Linked DNA regions of Homo sapiens: all the other regions are linked to region 1. A link is a loop called in an ENCODE intact Hi-C map of the cell type or tissue named here. Cell type or tissue: heart left ventricle. All regions are shown on one strand.

Region 1 (8,000 bases):
TGAGAGGGAGTCTCACTCTGTCACCCAGGCTGGAGTGCAGTGGCATGATCTCGGCTAACCGCAAGCTCTGCCTCCCAGGTTCACACCATTCTCCTGCCTCGGCCTCCCAAAGTGCTGGGATTACAGGCGTGAGCCACTGCGCCCGGCCCAGAAAACATATTTTAAAGCCATAATACTGAGACAGGAATAGGTCAACAGAATATAATACAAATCCACACATAATAGAAAATTAGTATAAGATGACATTTCCAATTAGTGGATAAAGATGAGTTATTTAAAAGATGATATTTAGGCCAGGTGCAGTGGCACATGCCTGTAATTCCAGCACTTTGGGAGGCTAAGGCAGGAGGATTGCTTGAGTCCAGGGGATTGAGCCTGCAGTGAGCCAAGATCATGCCACTGCACTTCAGTCTGGGTAACAGAGTGAGACCCTGTTTCAAAAATAAAAAATAAAAGATAAAAGATGGTATTGACACCACTTAGAAAGCCATTTAGAAAAAAATAAGCCAGATCCCCACTTCATTACTTATATTGAGATAAATAAAAGATGGAATAAAGATTTAAATGTAATGAAGACATAAAGTTTCCAGAAGAAAATATAGGTGAATTACTTTTGTAATCTTAGAGTGGAAAAAAGCTTTTGTTTTAACCTGAAGCCCTAAAGCCCTAAAGGAAAAAAAAAAAATCAGATGATATAAAAATGTAAAATTTCCATATGGCTAAAAAAATCTTGTCATAAACTAAATAAAAAGACAACAAAAGGAAAACATATTTGCAAAATACATGACAAAAGATTAATTTTCCTTATTTCCAAAAAGTTCTTACCAAAAAAAAAAAAAAAAAAAGACCAACAATTCAAATAGAGAAATGGGCAAAGGATATGAACAGGTTAGTCAGAAAGAAAGAAAGAGAGAGGAAAGAAAGAAAGAAAGAAAGAAAGAAAGAAAGAAAGAAAGAAAGAAAGAAAGAAAGAAAGAAAGAAAAAGAAAGAAAGAAAGAAAGAAAAAGAAAGAAAGAAAGGAAGGAAGGAAGGAAGGAAGGAAGGAAGGAAGGAAGGAAGGAAAAGAAAGAAAGAAAAGAAAGAAAGAAAAAGAAATACAAGTGCCCCGTAAACACAGTGCACAGAAACATCTACTTACATTCCCAAGTGAAGAGGAGCAAAGGAAAATAAGAGACACTGTTCTTCCTCCCTCAGATTGACAGAGATAAAAGAGATTGCTAATAGTAAGCAGTGACAAGTGTGCAGTGAAATGAGTGCTGCTAGATATTGCTGGTGGCAGAGTAAACTAGTGTAGCATTTAGAGAGAGGGATGTGACCCCGATTGTGCAATTATGAAATGTACAATCCTGATGATAAAAGCTACCATCTACCAAGTACTCCCTCTGGGGAAAAGATCAAGATGTCTTTTAGGATCTAGCCTTGGCAGTCACACACCCTCATTTCCACAATGCACCATTGGTTCCACAGCCCTGTGCATTGCGATGGTACCAGGGTATGAAACTGGGCGGTGAGGGTCATCATGGGCCATCTTGGAGACTGTCTACCACAGTTTGTAATCTCAAAGAGGAAAATTTGGTGCCAAATGCTACGTTAAACACACGTTAAACATAGTGGGTCTTTGGAAGGCCAAGGCGGGTGGATCACTTGAGTCCAGGAGCTTGAGACCAGCCTGGACAACATGGTAAAACTCCATCTCTACTAAAAATACAAAAATTAGCCAGGCATGGTGGCACACACCTGTAATCCCAGCTACTTGGGAGGCTGAGACACAAGAATGGCTTGAGTCAGGGAGGTGGAGGATGCAGTGAGCCCAGATCGTGCCACTGCACTCCAGCCTAGGTGACACAGCAAGATTTGGTCAAAAAAAAAAAAAAATAAAACCAACAAACAAAAACTGTGGATCACATGTAGATGAATAAACTGTTGCTTAGAGAGGTTTAGGTATGGTGCCCAAAGTCATCCATCTAGTGTCAGAGCCAGAATTTGAACTAGTTCCATCTGATGATACTCTTTCCATTAGACCTCCTCACTGGCCTCCCTGTCATCACTTCTGCTCCTTTATAATCTCATCTCCCCTGATCTAAAAACGTAACTCAGATTGCATCCTCTCCTCACTCCCAGTGTAAAGCCCACACACCTCACGGGGGATGTTCAGGATGTTGCATGCTTGGCCCTGTTTGCCCCCCCGATGCTCATCCCTCCTGCCCTCCCCCTGGCCCACATTGCTCTAGCACTCTGGTCACCTTTCCTTTCATCAGCAGTTTTGCACCAACTATTCCCTCTGCCTGGAAGACAGTGCCCCCAGGTCTTCACCCAGCTGTCAACTTCTGCCCTCTGGGGATTAGGACACCCAGTGGCTTCCTCCTGGGAGAGCTCTTCCCTGACCACTCAGCCCAGAGCCCACCCTGGCCCCCACCCTCATTCCACCCCCATCCTCTGCCTCTCCCCCACCCCTTGTCCACACCTCATTCCATCTCTACAGGATCTAAGAAGAGTCACACATTAAGTTTAGTTGTTATTTCTCTCTCTTTAATTTTTTTTGAGATGGAGTTTCGCTCCTGTCGCCCAGGCTGGAGTGCAACGGTATGATCTCGGCTCACTGCAACCTCTGCTTCCTGGGTTCAAGCAATTCTCCTACCCCAGCCTCCCGAGTAGCTGGGATTACAGGTGTGTGCCACCACGCCCGTCCAATTTTGTGTTTTTAGTAGAGACTGGGTTTCACCATGTTGGCCAGGCTGGTCTCGAACCCCTGACCTCAGGTGATCCACCCGCCTCGGCCTCCCAAAGTGCTGGGATTACAGGTGTGAGCCACTGCACCCGGCTGTTATTTCTCTTTCATCTTATCGTTTAGAAAGTCAATTAGTGACAATGAATGTTTTGTAGAGTCCAAGACTGTTGTGTTGTGGAGTTTCTCTTTCTGGATTTCTTGTCTGGTTGTCTCTTGAGGAGCAGATTCAGGTGAAGCATGTTGGGGGAGCACATGGCTCAAGTGATGCTGTGTCTTCCAGTGCCTCCCTTCAGGAGCCGAGGACATCATGTCTGGTGGCCCCACTTTGGAGGCTGCTGAATTTGATGACTTGATTGGGAAGTGTCTGCCAGATCGCCCCATTGCAGGTACATTTTCTTCTCTGTCATTAATAAGTCATTTGTGGGGATAATTTTTTTTTTTAATGTTTTGACGTGCTTGAACAGTGTCTGCTCTGGTCACGCTAAGATCCTATTTGTCCTAATAATGGCAAACCAGAGTCCCATGGCCAGGTCCCCACTTGTGGGACATGCTTACTTCATATGGGAAGCTGCATGAAAGAAAGGGGTTTGCTGCTTAAAAAGCCCCATCAGAGCATACCCTAATCATCTGTTTACAAAAGCACCCAATGTCTTCAGAGGCTGGAGGGGACCTGTGGCAGCATTGTCCCCCCGAAGCAGATGGGATCAGCTTTCTCTGCCATGGTCTCCTACCAGGCTGGGGCCAGAAGAAGGGACACATCACTGGGAGAATTAGTGGTCAAGAAACTAGGTCACCCGATTCCTCATTGGGACTCATGCTGTGGCCACTTTAAGGAGTGGGGGAGTGGCACAAGGACACTGAAAACAACCTATACAAGGTTACTCCAGGAGTGGCAGCTCCTGTAGGAATAAGGATCTGGGAGATTTCTGAGGGCTTCAGCACACACACATGAAAACTCACCTCATTTGCAGTGCCGCTCAACAGCCAGGTTTCTGCAGGGCTCTCAACTGTTTTCTGTGGGTTGAGCAGGGCTGGGCTGTTTTATCTCAGGGATAGTAAATGAGTTCACGTTTCATGCCTACAGAAAATCACTGCTCTGCCCTCCTGGGCGGTACTAGCTCTCTTTTATTAGTCAGAGAAGAGGTGGGTTATCTGGGTTCAATTCCACCTTTGAACTTCAGTTGTATTTGGCTTTATATTTCAAGCTCAGATGTCCACCACTGCTGTGAAATAGTAATTCAGGCCAGGAGAAGTCAAAGGTCTCTGAAAATGTGGTGGGGAAAGGGAAATCCTGAGTCTGAATTATCTCATTTTCAGAGTGAGGATGGACAGTTCCCGCGTTTGGAAACACATTTCCTGGATGAACTTAAGAGCTGTGGCCACTAGTTCGTTCTAAAAATCATTATTGGGCACCAGCATGTGTGGATAAATAAAGCCTCCCACCTGCCCCACATCACCAAGGATGAGAAGATCCAGTAAACTGGGGAGAGTGAATTGGTTTGAAAACACATTTGATTTCAGGAATAAAAGGTGCAAATGAGTAAATGTGCCTAAACCCTCTTTTAAAAAGAAAGTGTGAGTTTTCTATTGACAGCAGAGTCTTGAGCATGTGCGGAAGGAAGCCTGCGTGGCGCTAATGTGATGTCTTGTCATCATTTTATTTTTCTGACGGGTAAACGCTGGGCTCTGAACCTGTGGGGTTGTACTTCGCACTCGCGGCTGTAGAGGGAGCCTTGTTTACCATGGATTGTTCACAATGCAAAGCTTTCAGAGGAAGAAAGAAAAAAGGCTTTTTACAGAAAAAAAGTTGGAGGGTTAAAGGCAGTCTGTTTCAAAATTGCAAACAATCGCTGTGGCTGTCTCGTTTTCTCTTCTCTGCTGGTTCCACCGTGAATGAATGGTAGCGTAAAGAGTCAGTAGAAATTGCCCTTCCTCTTCGGATGCGACCAGAGGAATCAGGAGGTGGGATCCTTATCAGGGTTTTTTTTTAGTTGTTTTTTTTTTTTTTTTTTTTTTTTTTTTTGGCAATTTCCCCACAGAATTCCACGAGGGCAGTTCCCCATCCTTGTTGAAGCACAAGCTTTTTTCGAGGCTGATCTGTGGTAGCGGAGGGTCTGGATTTGGAGGGGTGGGGTGGGAATGGATCCCCTGACCCATTTTCTCCATCGGGGTCTAATTCTGCGGTTTGGTGATGAGAGTGTTGCTTTTCGGGCCGAGTCCGAGGTTGCTCGGAGGTCCAGGGCTCCCACCCCGCGATGCCAGTCCTGCCTCCTCCTGCGCCCCGGGCAAGGGTCTGTCCGCCTGGGGGACCGCATCTGGAATCCGCGTGGCTCCCCTCCCCGGCGGTGCCGTCTCCACGGACAGTGCGTGCCCGGGTCTGGGCTGGAGCGACGTCCCCGAGATTATCCTATTACTTTACAACTGTGGCTCGCGCGCCGTCAGGACCCGGCCCGGTGTGGGCTGGCGGAGCACAATGACCGGCGGCGGGGCGGGGGCGGGCACGCGGGCGGCGGGCGCTGGGGGTCGCGTAGATGTTTGGGTCGAACAGGTGAGCGCCTCCCGGACACTCGGGTGCCCGCGGGGGGCGGGGAGGAGGGCGGAGGGGGTGTAAACTAAGTGGTGGGAAAGAGACAAAGGAAGAGTGAAGAGCGAGACGGTGCGGATGGGGAAGGGGGAGGGGCGCGGAGGGGCAGCCGGTGGGCAGCGCGCCGAGGAGCTCGAGCTTGAACTTGATCAAGCACTGGGGGCCCTGCCGTGGGGGTGGGGCGGGGGTACGGCCGAGAGCCGGCCACGTGCCTGGCTTTCCCAGCCCGGGGTCTCGCTCCGGCCGCCCGGGGGAGCCGAACCCCGAGGCCCGGCAGCCCCGCCCCACAAGTACCCGCGTCCCTGGGGACCCGAAAGACGCATGGGGGTCGAAGGCTGCCCGAAGGGGCCCCGGGCGCCGAGAGTTCCTGAGGGTGCCTGAGTCACTTTATTTGGGCCAAGTCTCCCTCTCCTGGCCTGACCGCAGACAGCCCGCCGGGTGCCCTCTCCCCCCAGCCCCCACCGGACCCAGAGACCGCAGCCTCCGGGAGCGATGGGTAGGCACAGATCCCAGCGCCTTCTTTCCGGGCTCAGCCCCGTGCAAGGATCTTCCTCGAAGCGCTTCCCCCTTAAGAGCGCGCTCCCCACCGAAGCGCACGGCGGCGCGTCCAGCGCGCCCTTATCCCCCCCTACCTGGCCCAGCTCCCCCTCCTTCCTCCTCTTCTCCCCCCGCGCCTCTCTCCCTCCTTTCTCCTCTCCCCTCTCCCTGGGTGCCTCCTTTTCCTCTCTCCCCTTCCCCCCGTGCCCACTCCTCCCTCTCACCCGCCCCTCCGCCACCTCCTCCTGCTGCTCCTCCTACTCCCCCTGCCTGCGCCCTCCCTGCGCTCCCCTCCCCCCCGCCCCCGCCCCGTGCCCGGTCCCGCCCCCTCTCCCGCCTCCCCGTGCCCGGTGCCCCCTCCCCCTTCCTCCGGGCCGCGGCGCCGCCGCCGCTGCCGCCGCTGCTCGCCTGGGCCCTCCTCCTGGCCACCCCCGCCCCCGGGCCGGGCAGTGACGCGCCGCGGTGGTGCCAGCCCCTCTCCCCGGGCAGCCGCGGCGGCAGCAGCAGCAGCAGCAGCTGGAGCTGTGGGGCTGTCACCGCCGCCCGCCCCGCTCACTCGCGGATCCCGACCGCCCATCTCCGCCTCGCTTCCAGCCCAGGTACGGAGTCCGGCCCGGATCCCGGCGATCGGGCCGTTTCCGGGGCCCGGGCCGCCGCCCCCCTTCTCCGGCTGCTGCCGCCGGCCGTTGAGCTGCGGTTAGGGGGGCGAGGGGCTGGGGGCGGTTCTGGGGAGGGGGGCGCAGGGGGAGCTTCCTTTGCCGGGGCTGAGGGAGGGGGCGCGGGGGAGCGGCTGCGCCCTGGGCCGAGTGGGCTGGGGCGGGGGGCGGGTGAGTGTGCCCGAGAGTGGAGGGGGGGCGATGAAGGCTGCACTGTGGGGGCCGCGGGGCGCCCAAGAGGTGTGTCTGGCCCTGAGCGCCCAGGGTCGCGGGGCGCACCCCACTCCCGGGGTGCGCGCCGCGGGTCCTGGGGGGCGGTGATTGTGCGCGCAGCGCCGCGGTATTGTGCCACGGCCGCTCGGTGTGCAGCGGGCTCGGCACCGCGTCCCGGCGAGGGAGGCGTTCTCTGGCGGCGGGGCGGGGGCCGGGCTCGGGTTGCCGCGGCCGCCACGAGAAGGGAAGTGGACTGTGTTTGGGGATGTGAGGACGGGAAGCGTTGAGTGTCAGGGAGGGGTTCCCCGGCGCGGCGCGGGGAGTTGAGACGCGGTTTGCAGAGTTGAGCCCACTTCAGCAGGCCCGGGTCCCTCCCGGGAGGGGACGGGGTGTCCCTCTCAGGTGCACCGTCTGACCGGAAGCCGCGGGCGTTGGCGGCCCCTGGCGAAGGGGCCTTCCTTAATGAGGGGACACGGCGGGGCGGGGGCAGCCGGCCGCCTCGAGGGCGCGCGCAGGGGTTAAGTTGGATTTACACCTCCGCCCTCTCTCTCCTCCCTCCACCTTGTCTTCAAGGCTGGACACTTTGGATAGGGAGGAGGGGGGAGTGCAATCCGCATTTTTATTCCAGCCGCTCGGGAGCAGAAGTGACCCTGCTCCCACCCGGAGCTGCGTTTGCCCGAGTCCGGCCGCCCCTACCGGGCTGCGCTTCCTGGGGGAAGTTCTCATTAAGCCTCGCTAATTAGCATTATTCCTGTAGAAAGGTTAAGGTTAGACCGTCCTTTTCCTTATGGGAGGCCCACCCCCTCCTCCCCATTCCCTACTCCCTCCCCTCTCCCCAAGAGCACAAAAGCACAAAAAGAAAGTGTGAAGAGGCTCAGATCAATGGAGAAGCCACAAACCCATTAATTCAAATGGAACCTTTTTTCCCCCTCTAAAACATTGATTTTCCTTTCTGTCTGCTCTGAGGGGAGATGAATAACCTCCTGATTTCACCTGAAATGGTGTTTGGACTCTGTGATTTCCTCCTCTTTCTGAGAAGGATTGTGGCTTGAAATAGATTCTCCCTTGAGATAAAGCCCTACTTATCCCAGAATCAGCTGGCAACCCCAGCCTGCTCCCCCCCCCCCGCCCCGCCCCACCAACTCACACACACCAAAGGGGGTGTGGGGAGAGGTGTTTGGGGGACCTCATGGCTCTTCTGGGGAGAGCCATCTGTGTGATGGGACCAGGCCCCTGTCTTGACCCCTGACACAGGCCGGATTCTGGACTGAGTTGGTCTGG
Region 2 (8,000 bases), 330 kb after region 1:
GATGCTATTAGTCATGGTGGGGAATGACTGAAGTATCACTGAGGCAGCTTCTATTTACCAAGTCCCCCTTTCCACACACCAGGCTCCCCACACACCACATATCTCATTTAAATTTTTTTTTTTTTTTTTAGATGGAGTCTCTCTCTGTCACCCAGGCTGGAGTGCAGTGGCGCGATCTTGGCTCACTGCAACCTCCACCTCCCAGGTTCAAGTGATTCTCCTGCCTCAGCCTCCCATGTAGCTGGGACTACAGGCGTGTGCCACCATGCCCGGCTAATTTTTGTATTTTCTAGTAGAGACAGGGTTTCACCATATTGGACAGGCTGGTCTCGAACTCCTGACCTTGTGATCCACCCACCTCGGCCTCCCAAAGTGCTGAAATTACAGGTGTGAGCCACCGCGCCCAGCCTCATTTCACTTTCAATGCTGCCCTGAGAGGGAAGGCTGTTGTCCAATTTCAGGGTGAAGAATGGGGCTCCGAGAGGTGAAGTGGCCCATCTGAACTTTCTCAGGCAGTAGGCAGCAGAGCACCCGAGTGGAGTGGGAGTGACCCGGCTAGCATGGGTGGAGGGGTGGGGGAGGCACCAGTACTCACACTGAAGATGAAGAAGAGCTCGATGAACATGGCGCCGAAGGGCAAGATCCCAGCCATGAGGATGCTGCCACAGAACGAGAGGTTGACATTGTTAGAGACCAGGCCACCAGGAAGCCCCAAGCTCCTTCCCAAGCTGGCATGAAGAGAGAGCACCTACACGAGTGTGGTGGTGCTAATTCTTCTGGCATATTTCTGTACTATTATAATCTCTTGAGAGGTAGGCAGGGTGGGCATTATTCTCCTCATTTTATAGATGGGCAACTGGGGTGCAGAGAGGTGGGGTGACTTGCCCAAGGTCCAAGTGATGGTCTTAACCTGTCTCACTATACCCTTCCATCCTTCCCCTTCCTTGTCCTGGTTCCTAGGATGACACCAAGTCTGCCTACAACCTGGTCACCTTGATCTTGGAGTGAAGTTAAGCTTTCATAAACTCTATTAGAGCCGGCTGAAGCGGCAGGAACTCTGGTTGCCGCACCCTTCTGGTGGCGGAGGGGGGCGTACCCTCTTCCACGTTCCCCTGCTCTTGCCTCTGCTGGAGGACTCACCCCACAAATCGGTTCATGTACCACCGCTGCTCGGGGATCTGCCGGGGAATCTGGTTGGTGCGCACAGGGTTGTCATATGGCTGCTTTCGGAAGCCGAAGTAGTAGCCCAAGTAGACGAGGGGCAGGGAGATCCCGAACCACATGCACAGCAGAGCCACCATGGTGGGAAAGGGCACCTGTAGACATGGCACCATGAGGCCCCCACGAGGCCCTGATGCCCGGGATGGGGGCTGCGCAAGGGGGAGGGGACCTTCTGGGCTCCACAGAAGGAGAGGCGACTTGTGCAGCAGAAGCACACTCCCTGCCCCCACCACAGGGCTCCTGGCCAGAATCTCTTGAGGCTGACCCCAGCCCTGATCTGGACTCCCAGTGAAGAAGGCACCTCAGCATCCCAGAGGAGCTCACCATCCAGGGAGGAAGTAGGGGAGGAACAGGAAGGAGTGGACTGAGAACGTGAAGAGATGAAGAGGTCAAAATGAAGAGATTACATGTGGCACATTATGTGAAGAAAAGAAGGGAAAAAACAACACTGTACAAAGTGCTCCCAATCTTGTCAGAATAAAACTACATGATATACTATTAAGTGTAAAAAGGAGGCTATAAACTATGTGTATAGAAGGATTCCATTTTAATAAAAACACAACATAGTCGGTCCTCTGTATCCATGGGTTCTGCATCTGTGGATTTAATCAACTGCAAACAGAAAATGTTCAGGAAGGCCGGGAGCAGTGGCTCATGCCTGTAATACCAGCAGTTTGGGAGGCTGAGGTGGGCAGATCACTTGAGGTCAGGAGTTCAAGATCAGCCTGGCCAACATGGTAAAACCCAGTCTCTACTAAAATTACAAAAAAAAAATTAGCCGGGCACTGTGGGGGGCACCTGTAATCCCAGTTACTTGGGAGGCTGAGGCAGGAGAATCATTTGAACCTGGGAGGTGGAGGTTGCAGTGAACTGAGACCTTGCCACTCCACTCCAGCCTGGGTGACAGAGTGAGAGAGTGAGACTTCGTCTCAAAAAAAAAAAAAAAGAAAATGTCCAGGAAAAAAAAAAATACAATAAAATAAGCTGGGTACAGTGGCTCACGCCTGTAATCCCAGCACTTTGGGAGGCCTAGGTGGGCAGATCACTTGAGCCCAGGAGTTTGAGACCAGCCTAGGCAACACAGTGAGACTGTATCTCTACAATTTTTTTTTTTAATTGCCGAGTGTGGTGGTGACACCTGTAGTCCCAGCTACTCAGTGGGGCTGAGGTGGGAGGACCACTTGAGCCCGGGAGGCAGAGGTTGCAGTGAGCTGAGACCACAGCACTGCACTCCAGCCTGAGCAACAGAGTGAGACCCTGTCTCAAAACAAACAAACAAAAAATACAACAATACAAATTAAAAAACAATATAGTATAACAACTATTTACATAGCATTTACATTGTATTAGGTATTTTAAGTAATCTAGAGAAGAGTCAGAATATACAGGATGTGTGTACGTAAACACTATGCCACTTTATATATGGGACTCGAGCATCCTTGAATTTTGGTATCTTCAGGGGTCCTGGAACCAATCCCCTATGAATACCAAGGGACAACTGTATCTATTTATATTTGTGCCTGGAAAGGCCTATACCAAAGAGCTAACAATACTTCCTTAGATGGGATATGGGGGATTAGAACTGATTTTTCATTTTCTTCTTTATCCTCTTCTCTACACTTACTTTTTACAAGAATCACATAAAAAGAAATATATATATAAAGTGTTTAGAACAGTATTACTACAAAGCAAGCATCATATAAATGTTTGCTGTTATTTTATAAATTTTAAATTATGTAATTCTTTTGTAAGTATATCTATAAAAAGGAAAAAAGACAACATATATTAAAGACCTACATTGTATTTATCTCTGGGTGAGCAGATTTGGGGTTATTTTAAATTTCTTCTTTAACTTCTCTGCACTTTCCAAAATTTCTACAGTGAATGTTTATAATGAGCAGCTGGTAACTGGGAGGAAAATGCTCAAAGGGAGAAGGAACACAGGGATAAAAAAGGTGAAGTGAGAGGAAGGGCATGACTGTGTCTTGAGGGTGGCTTCCTAAGTTGCTGGGAAAGAAACCCCTCCTCTGTAAGCCTGGACGTGAAGCCTCATGCAAGGACCTTTACCGCCACCCCCAGGTGGAGGGCAGAGGGCTCTACGTGCTAAGGCTAGGATAGCAAAATGCCTGCCACATCTCAACTGCAGTCCTGCTAATTGACCAAGACCCCACTCCCCCTCCCCACAACTGAGTTCAAAATCCTCCTCAGTGAGTCTTGGACAGCTGCTAGTAACACACTGGACTGGGGCTGGCAGGATTCCCAGCTCTAAGGGTAATACAACCTGATCCTTCCTTTCCTCTCTCCTCCACCTGCAGGGGCTGGTGCTGAGGGGCAGGGACACTGAGGAGGACAGGCTTGCTTTGGGATAATGACCTAATAAACTCACACTGGGCAGCTCACTCTTGGTTAAGACAAAGGGAAATTCCCCAGTTGGCCGCTGGACTGTGGAAACCTCCCTTTAGAGAAGTGGGCTTGGGTCAGTTGACTGAAAGATCTCACAGGAAGGCCAGGGCCAGGGCATGACACACCAAGGGCAGGGCTGGGGAAACCCCAGCTGGCCCTCTGCCCTCATGGCTGGGAACGTAACTCTGGGGACTCAGAAAAGGGAAGGGAATGGCAGGAAGTGGCTTTTGGGAGTAGGGCTGAGTGCAACTGGTCCTCGCTTGCTGGGGAGGGGCTGGAAGGGTAGGGGAGGCACTTACCGCTCCTGATGAGTGCTTTCCCCAAATGAAGCAATTCAATACGAAGCAGATGCCAAAAACCACACCAGGGTACAGAGTTGCCGTCTGGAGCAAGAGGGGCCGGGTTGAGGAGCAGCATCCAGGGACCTCCCCTACCTGTCCCGGTGGGGCCCCCAGACCAGAAGCTCTTAAGCCCTCCTTGTCTTTCAGACTCTGCTCAAGCATCATTCCTTCCAGAAAGTATTCCCTGACCCTCAGACTGAGCAGGACTCTGTTCTATGCCCTCTCAGGTCCCTAATACTGCCCCTTCTTGCTCTCATCCCAGTTCGTAATTACATATTTTGGCTACCTGATCAATATCCGCCTATCCCCAAAAGACTGTGAGCTCCTTGGGAGGAGTGTGTCTACCTTGTTCTCTGATGTACTCTCATCACTGAGAACACGGTAACTACTCTGGCCAGGCGTGGTGGCTCATGCCTGCAATCCCAGCACTTTGGGAGGCCGAGGTAGGTGGATCACCTGAGGTCAGGAGTTTGAGACCAGCCTGGCCCACATGGCGAAACTCCGTCTCTACTAAAAATACAAAAAATAGCCGGTGTGGTGGCTCATGCCTGTAGTCTCAGCTACTCGGGAGGCTGAGGCTGGAGAATTGCTTGAACCCGGGAGGCAAAGGTTGCAGTGAGCAGAGATCGTGCCACTGCACTCCAGCCTGCGCGACAGAGCGAGATTCCGTCTCAAAAAAAAGAAAAAAAGAACACGTTAACTACCCAATATATACATATGTAAAAAAATTTTTTTTTTGAGGGGGAGAAAAATTACCTCCAGAATCGCTTGAGCTCAGGTGTTTGAGACCAGCCTGGGCAACATGGTGAAACCCTGTCTTTACAAAAAATTAGCCAGGCGTGGTAGTACGCACCTGTGGTCCCAGCTACTTGGGAGGCTGAAACAGATGGATTGCTTGAGCCCGGGAGGCAGAGGTTGCAGTGAGCCGAGTCATGCCACTGCACTCCAGCCTGGGTAATAGAGCAAGACTCTGTCTCACACACACACAAAAACCCTAAAAAACAACTTTAACAAAACACGTATGTCTGGGCCCCAACCCAAACTGCCTAGAAGGATGGTGAAGCTCTGAGTCTTGGGGTGGCAGATGCTGGGTTCCTATGTACCTTGTCTCACCTAATCCTCACGCAAGTCTGGAAGGAAAGTCTACCATTATTCCTTTTAATGAGGACACTGAGGCCTGGCGATGTTAAAGACAACCCCTCACCACCTCCACGTCACCCAGCCTCCTGAAGGTACAGCAGAGGTATAAACGCAGGCAGTCTGACCCCAGAGCCCATGCTCCTGACCTACTGCAGTGTATTCTTGCCAGTCAGAATCTCTTGGGTGGGGTATAGGCACAGGGATTCTAGTCTAGTCAATGCACCAGAGTTACAGTTGAGACTTTTTCTTCTATTTTCTTCAGAGACAGGGTCTCACTCTGTCACTCAGGCTGGAGTGCAGTGGTGCAATCATAGCTCACCGCAGCCTCAAACTCCTGGGCTCAAGTGATCCTCCCACCTCACCTGCCTGATTAGGAGGACTACAGGCACATGCCACCACATCCAAGTAATTTATTTTTTGTAGAGACAGGGTCTCACTGTGTTGCCCAGGCTGATCTCAAACTCCTGGGCTCAAGTGATCCTCCTGCCTCGGCCTCCCAAAGGACTGGGATTAGAGGCACAAGCCACCACAACCGGCATGAACCTTCTTGCCACACTGATCACCAGGCCAGGGACTGCTGTGGCAGCCTGAGCATCCAGGTGGGTCACTAACCACAATGACGAAGGCCCTCCGGAACCTGATGCTCAAACCTCCATTGCCAGTTTCATCTTTGGCTCACAGCCCTGCACCCAACAACTGGTCACTGTTCCTGCACATTCCTGTCTCTGGGCCTTTTTGCATAGGTCATCAACACCTCAGAGGATCCATTTCCTGAGGGCTAATGCTATACCAAGGTCCTTATGTGCAGTTAACCCTAGCTATCTTCATTGGAGAGATGGGGAAACTGAAGCTCAGAGGGCTGTTGAAAGTTATCAACCAATGCAGAGCCAGACTGGGATCTAGGCCATTCCAGAACCTTAGGCCCCACTGCTGGCTGCGTCCCTTCATCTGAAATCCTCCTCAAGGCCCGGCTCAAAGGTCACTTCCTCCCTTCCTTTGTGTTCCTGCATGACTCTGTTGTGTAGCACAGAATTCCTCATCTGCCTTCCTGGCTGAAATTTACTAACTGGGCACTGTGCTAGGTAGGAAAAAAAGCTCCAGGGAGAAAGGCAGACCCCTATGTAGAGAACAACACACCTGCCCCTACTTAGCTCTGCCAAGTGCTACTTAGGTCTCATGAGGGCTCTGCCAGGCTCGGGGTAGGAGGTGGGGGAGGCGGCAGCCTCTGGAGGACTGATGCAGGAGCTAAGACTTAAAGGATGAGGTGACACCAGCCAGGTGAGAAGAAAGGGTGGTGTGGCCCAGGCAGAGGGGATGGCACAGGCAAGGCCGTAGGAGAGTACACCCACACTGCTGCAGGCTGTTGGAGATGACCCCCTGTGGAAAGGCACCAGGGAAGGGTCAGAATCTTGTAGGGAGACCACAGAGGGCCAAGTGAGAGGCAAAGATGTCTGAATCCTTGAAGATGCAGAGATGGGGGTGGGAGGGGGTGGAATTCACGGAACATTCACAGAACATTTGGTAGGAAGATCCTTAGCACTTGATGTCTGAGAAGGAATGAGGCATGAGGAAGGAGGAGGATAGGCAGCTTCAGGTTTCTGGCTTGGGGGGCCTGGATCAATGATGGGCTCACTAGATGCAAGGGGTGGTTTGGGGGAAAAAGACTGGGTTTGATGTAGGATCCATCGAGGGAAATCCTGGAGGGTATCTGGTGACCTCTCCAGGGAAGAATCTTGCCAGGAGGGAGTGGTGAGTTTTACTCCTCTCTAGATCCCTGGCTCTTGGCATATGGTGGCCAGAGAAAAATGCTCAAATCATCAAGAATTCAGGAAGTTGGCTGGGCGTGGTGGCTCACGCCTATAATCCCAGCACTTTGGGAGGCCGAGGCGGGCGGATCATGAGGTCAGGAGATCGAGACCATCCTGGCTAACATGGTGAAACCCCATCTCTACTAAAAATACAAAAAAAAAAAAAAATTAGCCAGGTGTGGTGGTGGGCACCTGTAGTCCCAGCTACTCGGGAGGTGGAGGCAGGAGAATAGTGTGAACCCAGGAGGCAGAGCTTGCAGTGAGCCAAGATCACACCACTGCACTCCAGCCTGGGCAACAGAGCGAGACTCCGTCTAAAAAAAAAAACAAAAAAACAAAAAAACAAAATTAGCCAGGCATGGTGGCACATGCCTGTAATCCCAGCTACTCGGGAGGCTGAGGCAGGAGAATAACTTGAACCCAGGAGGTGGAGGTTGCAGTGATCCGAGATCGCGCCATTGTACTCCAGCCTGGGCAACAAGAGCAAAACTCCATCTCAAAAACAAACAACAACAATAAAAAAACAAAAAACAATTCAGGAACCTTTCTTTGATCCTCCCAAAATAGTCACGGTCACAACTTTTCTTTACCGAGGGCTTACTTTGTGCCAGAAGCGTCGCAGCCAGAACTGATACAGCCTGAGCTCTCCTTGAGCTTTTGACAGCGGTGAGAATGGCTTCAGAATCCTGGGCCCAGAGACTTCTCTGAGTGTGGGCACCCAAGAGTCTTCCTAGTCCTCTAAGAGACTCACTCGCTCTAGGAGAAGGGGCTCGGGGATCCCTGGGAGGTGAGGTCAATCTCGAGACCCCCTCTGGTTGCTACGCGCTTTTCTGCTGCCAAGAACTCTCCTTACCTCCAGGAGGCCAGAGAAGGGCAGCAATCCTCACCAAAGAGAAATGCAGGCACCAGCCTGGAAAATGGGCTGACAGGAACTTGGGTCTGGCCTCTTCAGGCTTAGGCAGGCAATTCCCTCTTTACTCAGGGTGTTCTCTCAGCTGCCCTGCTATTCTAAATCTTGTTATTCTGAATCCCCTATTTCTTCTCTTGCTTGAGCCATCAGACAATGTCAGCTAAAAATGACCTAAGT
Region 3 (8,000 bases), 150 kb after region 1:
ATTGCCTACAGTATTCAGTGCAGTAACATGCTTTACAGCTTTGTAGCCTAGGAGCAATAGGCTATACTATATAGCCTAATTGTGTGGTAGGCTATACCAGTAAGCTTGTGCACATACACTTCATAGTGATCACACAGTGATGAAATCACCTAATGATGCATTTCTCAGATGGTCTCCCCATTGTTAAGCAATGCATGACTGTAAATCTCAATAAAGTTGTGTGGGTTTTGTTGTATTTTTGTTTTTTAAAAAGGGAAAAAACAGGCTGGGCGTGGTGGCTCATGCCTGTAATCCTAGCACTTTGGGAGGCTGAGGTGGGTGGATCACAAGGTCAGGAGTTCAAGACCAGCTTGACCAACATGGTGAAACCCCGTCTCTACTAAAAATACAAAAATTAGCCGGGCGTGGTGGCGCATGCCTGTAATTCTAGCTACTCAGGAGGTTGAGGCAGGAGAATCGCTTGAACTCAGGAGGCAGAGGTTGCAGTGAGCCAAGATTATGCCACTGCACTCCAGCCTGGGCGACAAGTGGCATAGGTTGAATTTCAATAAGTTTCAGATCAAAAACCTTGGAACTATTGTTGCTTCTTTTTATCTCCCCTCTCATCTCTGATTATCAGCAGACAAAATAAATCTAAGGCACGTTCCTACTTCTCTGTCCCCACTGCCTGGTCCAAGCTGCCCTCTCTCATCTGCATTACCTTTGCCGGCCCACTGCACCTTCCTCACCCCATCCCCGTGTCCCCAAACCCCCTGCCACTCCAAGCAGTCTCCTCACTTCCCCTTCTGCTACCTACAGTTTGTCTCCACCAAGCAGCCAGAGGGATCCTTTGAGAGCATTCCTGTCAGATCATTTCCCTCTTTTGCTCAGAAGTGTCCAATGGCTCAAAAATAAAATTCACTTACGACTTGCCTCTGCCCACCTTCCTAACCTACTGCCCACTAAGCACACTTGTCCCCTTCCTGTCTCTAAATGCACTCCCACCTCCTTTGCACTCTTTTTTTTTTTTTTTTGAGACTGAGTCTTACTCTGTTGCCCAGGCTGGAGTGCAATGGCGCAATCTCAGCTCACTGCAACCTCCACCTCCTAGGTTCAAATAATTCTCCTGCCTCAGCCTCCTGAGTAGCTGCGATTACAGGCGCATGTCACCATGCCTGGCTAATTGTTGTATTTTTAGTAGAGACAGGATTTCACCATGTTGGCCAGGCTGGTCTCGAACTCCTGACCTCAGGTGATCTGCCTGCCTCAGCCTCTCAAAGTGCTGGGATTTCAGGTGTGAACCACCATGCCCAGCCACACTCTGACTCTTATTTCCTAGAATATTCTGCCTCCAGGTACCAGACACACAGCTTGCTCCCTAATTTCACTCAGGGCTCTGCTCAAATGTACATCTCATCACTCCAGAGATGCTTTCCCTGCCCTCCCAATCCAGCTCAGCCACACCCCAGCTCTTTACTTTCTGACCTGCCTGGTTTTACTTCAGAGCACTCTGACCACCATTAGACACAGCCTGTTTGTCCTTTGACAACCATCTGCCTCCACTATTAGGATGTGACATTCCCTAGGACAGGAGCTGCCTTCTGTATCCCTAGGATCTAGAAGAATGCCCAGTACTTAGTAGATGCTCAAAGAATGAATAAATGAATCTGATGCCAAAGTCCTGGCTCCTCACTGTCCCTGGAATAATCTAGCAGAGGGTGATCACTGCATTAACAAAGCCCCTTATGGAAATCTGTGACGCCTCCTTTGTGCTGTATCTGTGCCACTGCTCACCTTAAATTTACTTATTTGTGAATGGCCAGAATTTCCTCCAGACTGAGAGTTCTGGAAGGGCAGGGTTCATGGCTGCTGTAGCCCATGACATAGAGTCTTGAACAGCATAGGTTATTTAATCTTTTGTTGACTGAACAGAAAAACAAATCCCCAAACCAATGGCAGAAGTTTAATTTCTCTGCTGCCAAATGCAGAATAGGGGCCACCTTCCAGCCCACTGCCCTGAAAAAAGACTAGGCCCCATTCCTAGGGAACTAAGACCTTGGAGTCAAGCTCAAGTGCTCCTTAGAATTCCTTGGGTAGTGAGCTGTGCCAGGGAAAGCTCCTGGCAGAATGCAATTTGCCAACTAAGCCCAGAAAGCTGTGTGAACAGCAGGCAAACTTAAAGCAGGCACTTAGTGAAATTGCTTTCTGTTATCTCAAAAAGAAATAATAGCATGCCAGGCTGGCTTAAGGGGAAAATACTCGAGTGTAAATAGGCTGCGCTTCACTCCCCTGGTCTCCAAAACACACAAAAGCCTCCAAGGGCTCTCCCTCTAACTTGAGCCATGGAGTCGAGACCCTCCCAGCCCCGTTCTCCATCCCCATTCCATCACTCCAGGCCCATCAGATTCCGCAGTCACCAGGAACTCTCCTTGCATTTATTCATGTTGTCCCCTTTGTCTGGCATGCTTGTCCTTCCTTCCTCTGTCACCCAGGCTGGAGTGCAGTGATGCAATCGTAACTCACTGCACCCTTGACCTCCTAGGCTCAAGTGAGCCTCCAACCTCAACCTTCTGAGTAGCTGGGACTACAGGTTCATGTCACTATGCCTGACGAATTAAAGAATTTTTTTTGTGGCTGGACGCGGTGGCTCACACCTGTAATTTGGGAGGCTGAGGCAGGCAGATCATGAGGTCAGGAGATCGAGACCATCCTGGTTAACACGGGTGAAACCCCATCTCTACTAAAAATATAAAAAATTAGCTGGGCATGGTGGCACCAGCCTATAGTCCCAGCTACTCGGGAGGCTGAGGCAGGACAATTGCTTGAACCTGGGAGGCGGAGATGGGGAAAACCACAACGAAGGGCTGGGGAAGGCTTCTCTGAGGAGGTGACATTCAACTGGTTCCTGATGGATGAGAAGGAGTTAGCCGAGCAAAGAATGAGGAGAAAATGTTTCAGGCAGAAGGCATATGGCATGTGTGAAGGTGTGAAGGTGCCAGGCAGGAAAGCACATGGCATAACCCAGGAACCAAATGGAGGCCTGTGTAGCTCCGGCCTCAGAGGACTAGGAGGGCTGTGTGAGGAGAGGAGCCAGGCCTCCTATGCAGCAAGTGCTCTGAATTGCCATCCTTGTGTTTCTGTCTCCCCTCTCCTCAGAAGGGCCATGGTACATCTACTCCCCTCCCTATCTCCAGTGCAGGGCAAGGCCTGGTGCATAGAGGGCACTCAACAAGTGCCTGTGGGCTACACCGTCCCCAGAGATGCGGTGAGCCATCGCTCCCTCTGCCCATTCCTCCAGCCCAACAGCAAGTCCCCAGTTGGCACGCCTAACTGAAGCACCCAGGGACCGGTTAACCACAAGACTAGTGAAAGAAATGGAGGTTGAAACAGGAGCAGCTGCAAGAGCTAGTTACGTCCTTGACAAATGCCACCAACGACCCAGTTGGCAGATGTGACCACCACATGGTCCTTGGAGACCAGAATCTCAGGGTAAGCTTCAATCAGATGGTAACTCTAATATAAGAGGGCCTGCCAAAATCACAGCCCCCAAGACTTAAATTATCAGTCTGAAGTTCAAAATACAGTTTCCAAAATTCAGTAGTTTGTTGATTAAAATTTTAAAAATCCAAAAGATAAAAACAAAGCTGAGTTGGTAGGAATTTCCAAGTTGCCAGGTGCCCCGTCTGTCCTGTATTTCCCCTGATGAATTAGCCTCTGGCCCAACCAAGAATTCTGTCATTTTCTTTTCTTTTTTTTTTTTTAAGATGGATGGATGGAGTTTCACTCTTGTTGCCCAGGCTGGAGTGCAATGGAGCGATCTCGGCTCACCACAACCTCTGCCTCCTGAGTTCAAGCGATTCTCCTCCCTCAGCCTCCTGAGTAGCTGGGATTACAGGGATGTTCCACCACGCCTGGCTAATTTTGTATTTTCAGTAGAGACGGGGATTCTCCATGTTGGTCAGGCTGGTCTCAAACTCCTGACCTCAGGTGATCTGCCCACCTCAGCCTCCCAAAGTGCTGGGATTACAGGCGTGAGCCACCGTGCCCAGCAAATTCTGTCATTTTCAAGAACACACTCACAGTTCTTCAAATCCTACTTTGAATTCTTGCTTTCTGGGTAATGGATTCTGAACTATTCTAAACTAGTAATTACTGAGGCTAAGCCAAGCTGTTTCTTAACTCTTTTTGGAAGGGTGGGGAGTAAACAGACATTACACATAGTTTGAAAGCGTCTTATGAAGAAACACAATTATGAAACGTTTGCCCGAGTCGCACAGGCCACTGTCCCCTTTGTGCTCTTTACATTTTTTGTTGCTATCTTTAAAGTCCTAGACTGTAATCTTTTCTACAGTTCTCCATGCTACCCTCTAGTGAGGGTAAAAAGGGACTGCAGATACCTTCTTGTGAAATTTGAGTTTGTTCTGCAAAACCCTCGCAAACACTGTTCCCCCATCCCTTCACAAATGCCCTTCCCTCCTCCTTGCCCAGCTAACTCCTGTCCTCTAGATCTCACTGTAACTGTCATTTCTTCAAAGAGCCCTTTCCTACTTTACCCACCCCATCTAAATTAGGTCTCCACTCTCCTTTTATAATATTCTATTATATTGGCCACACAGGGTGGCTCACACATATAATTCCAGCACTTTGGGAAGCTGAGGCAGGAGCATCACTTGAGCCCATAAGTTCAAGACCATCCTGGGCAAAATGACAAAATCCTATCTCTATAAAAAATTTTAAAAAATTAGTCAGCCATGGTGGTTCGCACCTTGGTCCGTTACTTGGGGGACTGAGGCAGGAGGATCGTTTGAGCCCAGGAGGTCGAGGCTACAGTGAGCTATGATCACGCCACTCACTGTACTTCAGCCTGGGTGACAGAGCGAGAGCTCGTCTCAAAACAAAAATAAAAACAAAAACCTATTATAACTTCATGACATTTGACACAATTCATAATCATATATTTGTGTGCATTTGGTTAATTTAACATTTACCCATCCTCCATCCCCATTAAAGTGCAAGTTCCATGTAGGCAGGTTCCTGGTGTTACGTCTATATATCTAGTGCCTAGAACAGCTTGACACATAGTAGGTACTCAATACACATTACTAAACAGTTAACAGCTTTTCTTTAGGATTTTCTAAAGATGGTATGTCCAATACTGACTTCTAGTTTCTCGGGACACAAAGTGTTCATGGTGTCTTCTAAACACAGTGCCTTATCACAGCAATAACCACATTTTTTTCACGTTTGCTCTATCCCATACTGTACTTGCTGCTTTAAATGTATCGCTGATCCTCAAAATGGCCCTTCAAAGTGGGGATAATCACTCCACTTTACAGACAAAGGCCCCAAAGTTCAGAGAGGTCAATTAAATTCCTCCTAGTCATATGGCTAGTAAGTGGTGGCAATACTAGAATTCAAACCCAGCTTGGAATCCAGGGTCTGTGCTCCTTCCACCCAGTCCCACTTCTCAACTAAGGGGCACAACCCCCCAGGGTCACTCCAGCAGGCCTACGAGCATGGAAATCCAAAAGACAATGTGTGGCCCATTTTTTGTATCTTCTTTTCCTGATGGTAAACAACATAAAATACTTTAGTGTTAAAAAAGGCACAGATCAGCCTGGGCAACATAGAGAGACCCCATTTCTACAAAAAATAAAAAATTAGCCAGGTATAGTGGTGCACACCTGTAGTCTTGGCTGAGGTGGGAAGATCACTAGCCTGTGAGGCTGAGGCTGCAGAGAACCGTGATCACGCCACTGCATTCCAGCCTGGGCAACAGAATGATGCCCTGTCTCAAAAAAAAAAAAAGGCACATATATTTTAAAGTATGATGTATAATAGTAAATTTAAAAGAATTTTTAAAACAAAACACAAAAGTTAAAAGAAATTTCATGCCGTTGCCCAGGCCAGTCTCAGGAACCTCCACGGAAAAACATGAAAAACACTTATTTGTCACTCTATCATTCTTCATTTTGTGTCCTTTTCCTTGTTGCTACATTATTTATTTATTTTTATTTACTTATTTATTTTTGAGGCGGAGTCTCGCTCCGTTGCCCAGGCTGAAGTGCAGTTGTGCAATCTTGGCCTACTGCAATCTCGGCCTCAAGCGATTCTCCTGCCTCAGTCTCCCGAGTAGCTGGGATGACAGGTGCGCACCACCACGCCCGACTCAATTTTGTATTTTTAGTACAGACAGGGTTTCACCATGTTGGCCAGGCTCGTCTCCAACTCCTGACCTGAAGTGATCCACCCGGCTCAGCCTCCCAAAGTGCTGGGATTACAGGCATGAGCCACTGCACCCTGCCCCTTGTTGCTATATTAAATAATGCCAGCATCCCAACTCAATCTTCATTTTCCCACTCCCACCCAGTTAAAATGTTTATTGAAAATGGCAGTGTGTCAGCCACAGGCATGTCATTTTCAAAAGCCTTAGTCATTTATGAGGACACCTTTTTGTAGGTACAATAAATCTGATTGATTTTTATTACACATCTTAGTTTAGAATCACTTTTACATTCCTAGACAAAGAGATGATACAAATAAATATCAATTGTAAAACTTAGAGCCCCAAGTATTGATTGGCGTATTCTTTGTCTAAAGGTAGCCAAAGAGAAGGTCAAGATCAGTAATAACTTCAAGGAGCCATGAAGCCCACTGCCTCCTGCCTGCCCCAGGATCACTCCTTTCATAAATAACCCCAGAAGCATTTCATTCAGGAAACAAGGGCAGGCAGAAAGGTGACAGATTTCTGAACAGTACAAAACAAAGCCTTGCGTGATAGACAATCACCAGGCCCACTATTCTTAGCCAGTTCCCTCAGAGCATTTTTAGTATGGCTTTTAGAGTATATTAACAGCCCCATTTTCGTCCACTGATGGGGTTCAGATGGTCTGAGGTGTTGTCTCCAGTACGCCTCAACCTCAAGTGGGAAATGTGAGGCAGAACTGATATCCATGTTAACAGGGAATCGACACTTCTCAGAAACTTGGCAACGATTCTACATTCAGTGAGGGAGGACTTGTCAGAGTCAGACAGGAAAAGCAGAGAGCGGCCCACGCCCCAGTTGCAGCACTCTGGCGCCCTTGGTCATGGAGGTGTGGGTGGAGCAATTCAAGCAGCATGCAGGCATTGGACGGGAAATAATCCAGCGTTAGGTCAGTCTTAAGAAAGTGCTTCATGCCTATGATTTGTGGCCTTGGGTTCTGAATCCAGGGGTCTGAGAGACATGTGACTTGAAAATATGAAGCCAGATACATTCTCCAGATCAGAGTAAAAGGGGGTCTATTGGGGGTTGCATACACAGTCTCAAACTCCTTCTCCTGATGGTCATCTTAGATCCTGTTAGACTTGCTTTCTGGCTTTGCTAGCTGCTGCCGGCATGAAGGCCCTCAGACGGCTCAGAACATTCTAGGTATGACTAGAGACATGAAAACCTAGTCCCTCAGTGGGCTTGGTAGGTCCTCTACATATTTGGCTCAATGCAGAACCCAAAACAGCAGCTTTCTGGTGACAGCACGACATTCTACAATCTGCTCTATTCAAATATTTATCGGATCCATTTTGAGAGAAGAAAAGCACCAGAGACTGCTTGGAAAGGGACAGCTTCATTTCCAAATGAGTCTTCTTTTCTTTCCACAGACCACCACATGAACACAGCTGAGTACAAGGCATGCCTGTCAACTTGTCTGTCTTCTCTTAGAAAAGTTCTATGTGTCACTTAACCACCCTTGGTCAGAAGAGTCACCTCGAGATACCAGTATTAATGTATAGGGTTATCTGCAGTTTTCTTTTTCTTTCTTTCTGTTTTTTTTTTTTTTTTTTTTTTTTTTGAGGGGGAGTCTCACTCTGTCACCCAGGCTGGAATGCAGTAGTGTTATCTCGACTCACTGCAACCTCCGCCTCCCAGGTTCAAGTGATTCTCGTGCCTCAGCCTCCCGAGTAGCTAGGACTAGAGGCATGCACCACCACACCAGGCAAATTTTTGTATTTTTAGTACAGATGGGGTTTCACCATGTTGGCCA

Evidence for each region. Peaks named below come from ENCODE experiments on the same cell type or tissue, not always from the same donor. Only the 100,000 strongest peaks of a DNase experiment are listed, where the experiment ranks them.
Region 2: it touches region 1 in a loop (5-fold over the local background); 4 of 110 quality-filtered maps call a loop at or near these places.
Region 3: it touches region 1 in a loop (3-fold over the local background); 28 of 110 quality-filtered maps call a loop at or near these places.

What each region holds. Positions count from the first base shown.
Region 1 is chr20:32,481,811-32,489,810 of GRCh38, reverse strand. The region is part of intron 4 of NOL4L (nucleolar protein 4 like); the gene reads left to right. It overlaps LOC124904886 (a long non-coding RNA gene), which reads right to left and starts at 3,781. Exons shown (of 2, transcript XR_007067564.1): 1 at 3,690-3,781; 2 at 2,509-3,297. RefSeq lists silencers at 6,287-6,446, 6,807-6,916. In heart left ventricle, a CTCF peak has its summit at 4,446; DNase peaks (open chromatin) are centred at 4,440, 5,156, 6,289, 7,060 and 2 weaker places; H3K4me3 peaks cover 3,751 bases; H3K27ac peaks cover 3,419 bases.
Region 2 is chr20:32,151,110-32,159,109 of GRCh38, reverse strand. It overlaps TM9SF4 (transmembrane 9 superfamily member 4), which reads right to left. Exons shown (of 18, transcript NM_014742.4): 13 at 3,924-4,007; 14 at 1,141-1,316; 15 at 596-659. Among named protein-coding and RNA genes, the nearest start is that of TM9SF4, 45 kb to the right of the region's middle. RefSeq lists an enhancer at 5,970-6,264 and a silencer at 5,970-6,264. In heart left ventricle, a CTCF peak has its summit at 3,292; a DNase peak (open chromatin) is centred at 3,779; H3K27ac peaks cover 1,023 bases.
Region 3 is chr20:32,333,441-32,341,440 of GRCh38, reverse strand. KIF3B (kinesin family member 3B) reads right to left here. Exons shown (of 9, transcript NM_004798.4): 9 at 6,430-8,000. Among named protein-coding and RNA genes, the nearest start is that of ASXL1, 21 kb to the left of the region's middle. RefSeq lists an enhancer at 7,105-7,164. In heart left ventricle, a CTCF peak has its summit at 4,353 (motif pointing left); a DNase peak (open chromatin) is centred at 7,040; H3K27ac peaks cover 1,726 bases.